2 separate regions of the Homo sapiens genome follow, and region 1 is linked to region 2. A link is a loop called in an ENCODE intact Hi-C map of the cell type or tissue named here. Cell type or tissue: Calu3. All regions are shown on one strand. Each heading gives the region's core, and the rest is flanking DNA. Links, peaks and the distances in the headings are about the cores only.

The links. Peaks named below come from ENCODE experiments on the same cell type or tissue, not always from the same donor. Only the 100,000 strongest peaks of a DNase experiment are listed, where the experiment ranks them.
Region 1: a loop joins it to region 2, with 2.6 times the contacts of the local background. A loop is called at or near these places in 2 of 110 quality-filtered maps.

The regions. Positions count from the first base shown.
Region 1 is chr20:50,539,723-50,542,635 of GRCh38, forward strand. All of the region lies in intron 1 of PTPN1 (protein tyrosine phosphatase non-receptor type 1), which reads left to right. Among named protein-coding and RNA genes, the nearest start is that of PTPN1, 31 kb to the left of the region's middle. RefSeq lists enhancers at 813-2,012, 1,359-1,859, 1,860-2,360, 2,280-2,329. In Calu3, for the core only: no CTCF peak of the experiment used is centred there; DNase peaks (open chromatin) are centred at 1,359 and 1,919.
Region 2 is chr20:50,470,073-50,472,985 of GRCh38, forward strand. No RefSeq gene overlaps it. Among named protein-coding and RNA genes, the nearest start is that of PTPN1, 39 kb to the right of the region's middle. In Calu3, for the core only: no CTCF peak of the experiment used is centred there; DNase peaks (open chromatin) are centred at 569 and 1,259.

The DNA of each region.
Region 1 (2,913 bases), core at 166-2,665, 70 kb after region 2:
GAGCTTACTGAAGTTTTGAACTCCTGGGCTTGAGGAACAAAGGATTTTTTTAACCTTTTAATTCAAAGTCTCATCATTTATGCAACCATGTCTTGGTGTTGGCTGTTTTGGGTTGTTCTCCCTCAAAAATCCATGTGCTCTTTCAATATGTAGTTTTAAATCTTTTTTTTTTAATTTCAGGAAAATCTTGAATTAGAGTTTTCCGTTTTTCGTCTGGTACATTGCTTGGGTTTCCTTCTTCAGGAACTCAGCCTGTTATGTGTATGTTTGATCTTCTTTGCCTGTCGTCTGTTTCTTTCACTTCCTCTCACTTTTTTAAACTTCATTTATTAAAAAAAAATTTTTTTTTCGAGACAGAGTTTCGCTCTTGTTGCCCAGGCTGGAGTGCAATGGCGTGATCTCGGCTCACTGCAACCTCCGCCTCCCAGGTTCAAGTGATTCTCCTGCCTCAGTCTCCCAAGTAGCTGGGATTACAGGCATGCGCCACCACGCCCAGCTAATTTTTTGTATTTTTAGTAGAGACAGGGTTTCTCCATGTTGGTCAGGCTGGTCTTGAACTCCTGACCTCGTGATCTGCCCGCCTCAGCCTCCCAAAGTGCTGGGATTACAGGCGTGAGCCACTGTGCCCAGCCTTATTAAAAATTTTAAAAACATACATTTAAACTTAACAGAAAAATTATGAGAGAGAAGGGGGTGGTGCCAGGCTTTTTTAAACAACCAGCTCTTACATGAACTCATAGAGTGATAACTCATTACCATGAGGACGGCATCAAGCCGTTCATGAAGGATCTGGCCCCGTGACCCAGACACCTCCTACTAGGTCCATTTTTAACATTGGGGATCACATTTCAACGTGAGATTTGGAGGGGGCAAAACTACAAACCATGTCACTCAGGGATTGGAGGAGCAAGTACCACCTATACTTTGGACTCAGGTAGAAAGGCAAAATATCCAGGAAATAAGCTGCTACCGTCCAGGGTTCAGCAGAGGTGCCCATCAGCCTGCCAAGTACTCAAGAGTCCAGCCTCTAGGGAGCTAATCATCATGGTGAGCTCTTCGAGGCACAGGGAGCTGGGAAGACAGTGCTTGCCACCCCTGCCTGAATAGTGTTTGCACAGAGAGTTCTGTTGTGTCTTGATTGGGTCCTCCTGCCACTGGGAATGCTGTGGATTATACTAGGTCTCTATCTGGCTTGTTTCAGGGCTCCATGTGAAAACCTTCTTGATATCCTAGCCATCCACCTGCTCAGTCCCTAGTTTGCAAGGAGGCTGTGGGGAGCCTAGATTCTGTGTCAGATAGAATGTACTACATTCCGTCTCAGGAATGTACCACATCAGAAAACAGTGCGACCTGCAGGAGAAGTAGAGGTGAAGAGGCACATTCTTCCGAGAAATGTTTCTCTCAACACCCAGCATTCCCTGGATATCAGCAGGAAATTACTCACTGCTAGAAAATGCCCCATGAGCCTTCTGTTAAGGAGGTCAAGGGAGAGAACAGAGAAAGTTCTCAAAGTTGACTTGGTCACTGGTACTTTCTTATGCGGTTCTTATTTTGTTTGCCATCGTCATCATCATGCTATGTCTATTTTCTCAATCCAAATCCACTGCTTTCACCTTGGTTCTTTCTGACCGGTTTGGCACACTCATTCAGTAAATCCTTATGGAGAGCCCAATGTCTGCATAATTGTGCTGTGCTGATGACCAAGCTAGACCTACGAGTGTCGGCTCCTTTGAGATGTACGGGACAGCTCTTCTGTCATCTCTTCTGGGAAGCCTCTCCAGGCTTGGTGAACAGTGGCAAGATGTTTAACAGTTGTACATGTGTCCCATGTTCCTTTCTAAGAGCCTGGGCAAACCAGACCCGGTCGCAGGTCATCGTAGTATGGCGTGAGCTTCCTCTCTCCTTTCTGACCTTTTGTGTGATGGCAAGAACCTGCAGAGTGACACAAGCAGCAGGCTTCTGAGGTTGCTCTAGCCTCAGAATGGCCGTCCCTTCTCCACCCTGGCCCTCATTGCTGAGGTTTCCTTTGAAGCAACAGTGCCGGAACAGACTAGGGGAAGCAGCTTGGACATAGCTGTATGATTTATTACCACCCATTGAGGCCAACCAAAGTCGGCAAGGAGAGGTAGCAGGTCAGTGGTGCCTGGAAGCTTCCTCTTTCCTTTGCACCAGATGTGACTGCTCTGCAATTACTCCTAAATTTGCTACTCTCGTTTTTACTAGCCAACCTTGATGTTTTTCCCTTCTTCCTGTAGAATAGACTTCCCCTCTGATCAGTACTTTCTACTCAACACTATTTGTGGCCACAGTGGGAACTCATTGAGGACAGGGACCATGACATTACTACCTGACCCATCAACACTTGGCATAACTTGAAATGCAAGGACAAAAATTGGCTGCAAGTACAATGTGGTCTTCACTCTGAAGGTGATCCTTAAAACTTGGCTTTGGCATCATATTGCCTTAATATACCTAGGGGATTGGGTAAAACCAGTTACTTTAAAAGAGTTTTACAATTCTGGCCTTCTAGCTATCTTGTCTTCTTAAACAAGAGCACAAGATGAATGTATCTTAGTGAAATTTTATATGGTTTGCTTTGAGTAATCTTGCGAAGATTGATTTTTAGCACAGTAGGAAAGACACATTCTAATAGTGATTTTTTTCCCCGAGTTTATGTACTGCTGTTGCATGAAAATCTGACTAGATTTAATGTTCCTAAAGTTCTTTGTTCATCCTGATTTTTGCAGGTCCTAGGGAAAGCTTTGTTTTCCTCTTAACCTAACTTAGATGTTGTCATTTCATGAGCTTTGGAGGAAGAGTGTATAGCCAATTGTGTAATGTCTTTAAAGGATATTATCTCTGCAATAGTTGTTTATAAGGCCTAAGTTATTCATGTAATAATAGTGGCCCCGG
Region 2 (2,913 bases), core at 110-2,609:
GCACAAGAATGATCATTACAGCTTACATTTATTCAACAAGTATTTATTGAGCACCTACTACAGTACTTTAGTCAGAATAAAATAGGCTATACTGCAGGGACAAAGCCAGCGTTGCAGTGACTTAATACAGCAAAGGTTCATTTCTTGCTTTTGCATTATGATACAAATTGAGTACTTTTCTCCATCTGGAACAGGCTGATGCAGGTGAATCCCAAAATCAGGGCTCAGCCTGGGAGGGTTCTTGGCTTCACTCAGGAAAGAATTCAAGAGTGAGCCAACAGTGAAAGAAAGCAAGTTTATTAGAGCAGCAGTGTGCAGCAGAGGGGCTGCTCCGTAGACAGAGCAGGGCTACTCCATAGGCAGAGCAGCCCAGAACAGCAGCAAAGACCACAGCCCAGAGCAGTAGTCCTTGCAGACCAGGGCTACCGATATTTATACCCACTCTTAATTATATGCTAATGAAGGGGCGGGTTATTCAGAATTTTCTAGAAAAGTGGCAGAGGGTTCCCAGAACTATATAAGGTAACTTCCAGGTCATTGCCATGGCATTTGCAGACTGTCCTGGTGCTGGTGGGAGTGTCTTTATGCTATGAGCAGTGAGGGCAACTAGAGGTCACTTTTGTCACCATCTGCTTGTTTCAGCGAGTTTCTTTACTGCATCCTGTTTTGATCAGCAGGGCTGTGATTTGTGCTTGGAAAATAAGTCCTACTGATCTCCTACCTCACCTTCTTTATCTGGAAAAGGAAGTCTTAGAGATGAACACTGTAGGCAAAGAGAGAGCTAGAAGGTAACATGGAATTTTTCAACGGCCAGACCTGAAAGTAGCTTCCATCACTTTTGCATATCCCATTGGGCATAAATGAGCCATGTACTTTCAACCTTACTGCAAGGAAGGCTGGGAAAGGTAGAGGAGCATGTAGATATTGAGTGAGGGGTGTCTTTGTGACATCTACTATGTTCAAAGACAGTGCTAGGAGCTGGGGCAGTCATGGGGGAGCAAGACCAACAAGGTTCCTGCCCTCATAGGTCCTCCCTTCTAATGAGGGAGATAGACAATAAACCTCTGCTCTAAACATGATCCCAGATATATGTCATTTTGCACTTGAGCAAGAATATCTGATGGATACATTTTCAGAATCTGTGGCTGCTGCGTCAAAGGGTATATATATTTGTCATTTCAACAGATATGGTCAAATTGTCCTCCATAGGACTGTGCCAATTTCCACCTCCACCATCAAGGTACAAAAGTGCTTTTTTTTGCCTGCAGGCTTGCCAACACAGTGTGTTATCAGACTTTTGGATTTTTGCCAATCTGATAGGCGAGAAATGATCTCTGTGTACTTTTAATTTGCATTTTTCTTATTATAAAGGAAGTTGAACATCCTTTCACATGTTTATGAGCTATTTGTATTTCCTTTTCTGTGTACTTGTGTGTACATATCCCTCATCCATTTTCCTCTGAGTCATTGATTGAGGATATTACTAAATGAAAAAGTGAAGGGACAGAACAGAATGCATAGTAGAATCATTTTTGTAAATGAAAAGTGAAACAATATGTTGGCATATACATATAAATATACTCGCATAGGCATAAAAATTTTCTAGAAGCAGCCAGGCGCGGTGGCTCACGCCTGTAATCCCAGCACTTTGGGAGGCCAAGGTGGGTGGATCACTTGAAGCCAGGAGTTCAAGACCAGCCTGGCCAACATGGTGAAACCCTGTTCCTACTAAAAATACAAAATTAGCTGGGCATGGTGGTGCGCACCTGTAATCCCAGCTACTCAGGAGGCTGAGTCAGGAGAATCACTTGAGCCCAGGAGGCGGAGGTTGCAGTGAGCTGAGATTGCGCCATTGCACTCCAGCCTGGGTAACAAGAGCAAAACTCCACCTCAAAAAAAAAAAAAAAAGAAGGTGTAAACAACTACAGATGTCCACCATGAACACCTCCTGTGTGCAAGGCACTGTGGAAGCTGCTGGGAATACAATGGTGAACAAGATGTGTGTGGTCCCTGCCCTCAAGGAGCTAACATCTTAGAGGGTGAGAGAAGAAGGGCAAATTAACAAATGTTTTAGGTCAGGCGCGGTAGCTCACACCTGTAATCCGAGCACTTTGGGAGGCCTAGGTGGGTGGATTGCTTGAGCCCAGGAGTTCGAGAATAGCCTGGCAAAATGGCAAAACCCCATCTCTACAAAAAATACAAAAATTGGCCAGGCATGGTGATGCATGCCTATAGTCCCAGGTACTGGGGAGGCTGAGGTGGGAGAATCACTTGAGCCCAAGAAGTTGAGGCTGCAGTGAGCCATGATCATGCCACTGCACTCCAGCCTGGGCATCAGAGCGAGATCCTGTCTCAAAAGAAAAGAAAAGACCAACAAATCAGTGGGAAAATGGTCAAAAAAAGATCAAAAAGAGGAAAAAGCAAATGGCTCTTAAGCATACCAAAAGATGCTCAGTTTTGGCCAGGCACAGTGGCTCACGCCAGCACTTTGGGAGGCCGAGGAGGGCGGATCACCCGAGGTTGGGAGTTCAAGACCAGCCTGACCAACATAGAGAAGCCCTGTCTCTACTAAAAATACAAAATTAGCCAGGTGTAGTGGTGCATGCTTGTAATCCCAGCTACTTGGGAGGCTGAGGCAGGAGAGTCGCTTGAACCCGGGAGGCGGAGGTTCCAGTGAGCCAAGGTCACACCATTGCACTCCTGCCTGGGCAACAAGAGTGAAACTCCGACTAAAAAAAAAAAAGCTCAATTGCATGTATAAAAAGAGAAATGAGATACCATTTCCTACCACCACCCCGCCCCCACCATTGCACTGGTTTAACCAAAGTCTCAAATTGACAATCCACTGTGTTGGTAAGGGTGTCAGAAAATGAGCACACGCAAACTGATGCGACTCCACATGAAGAGGACTTT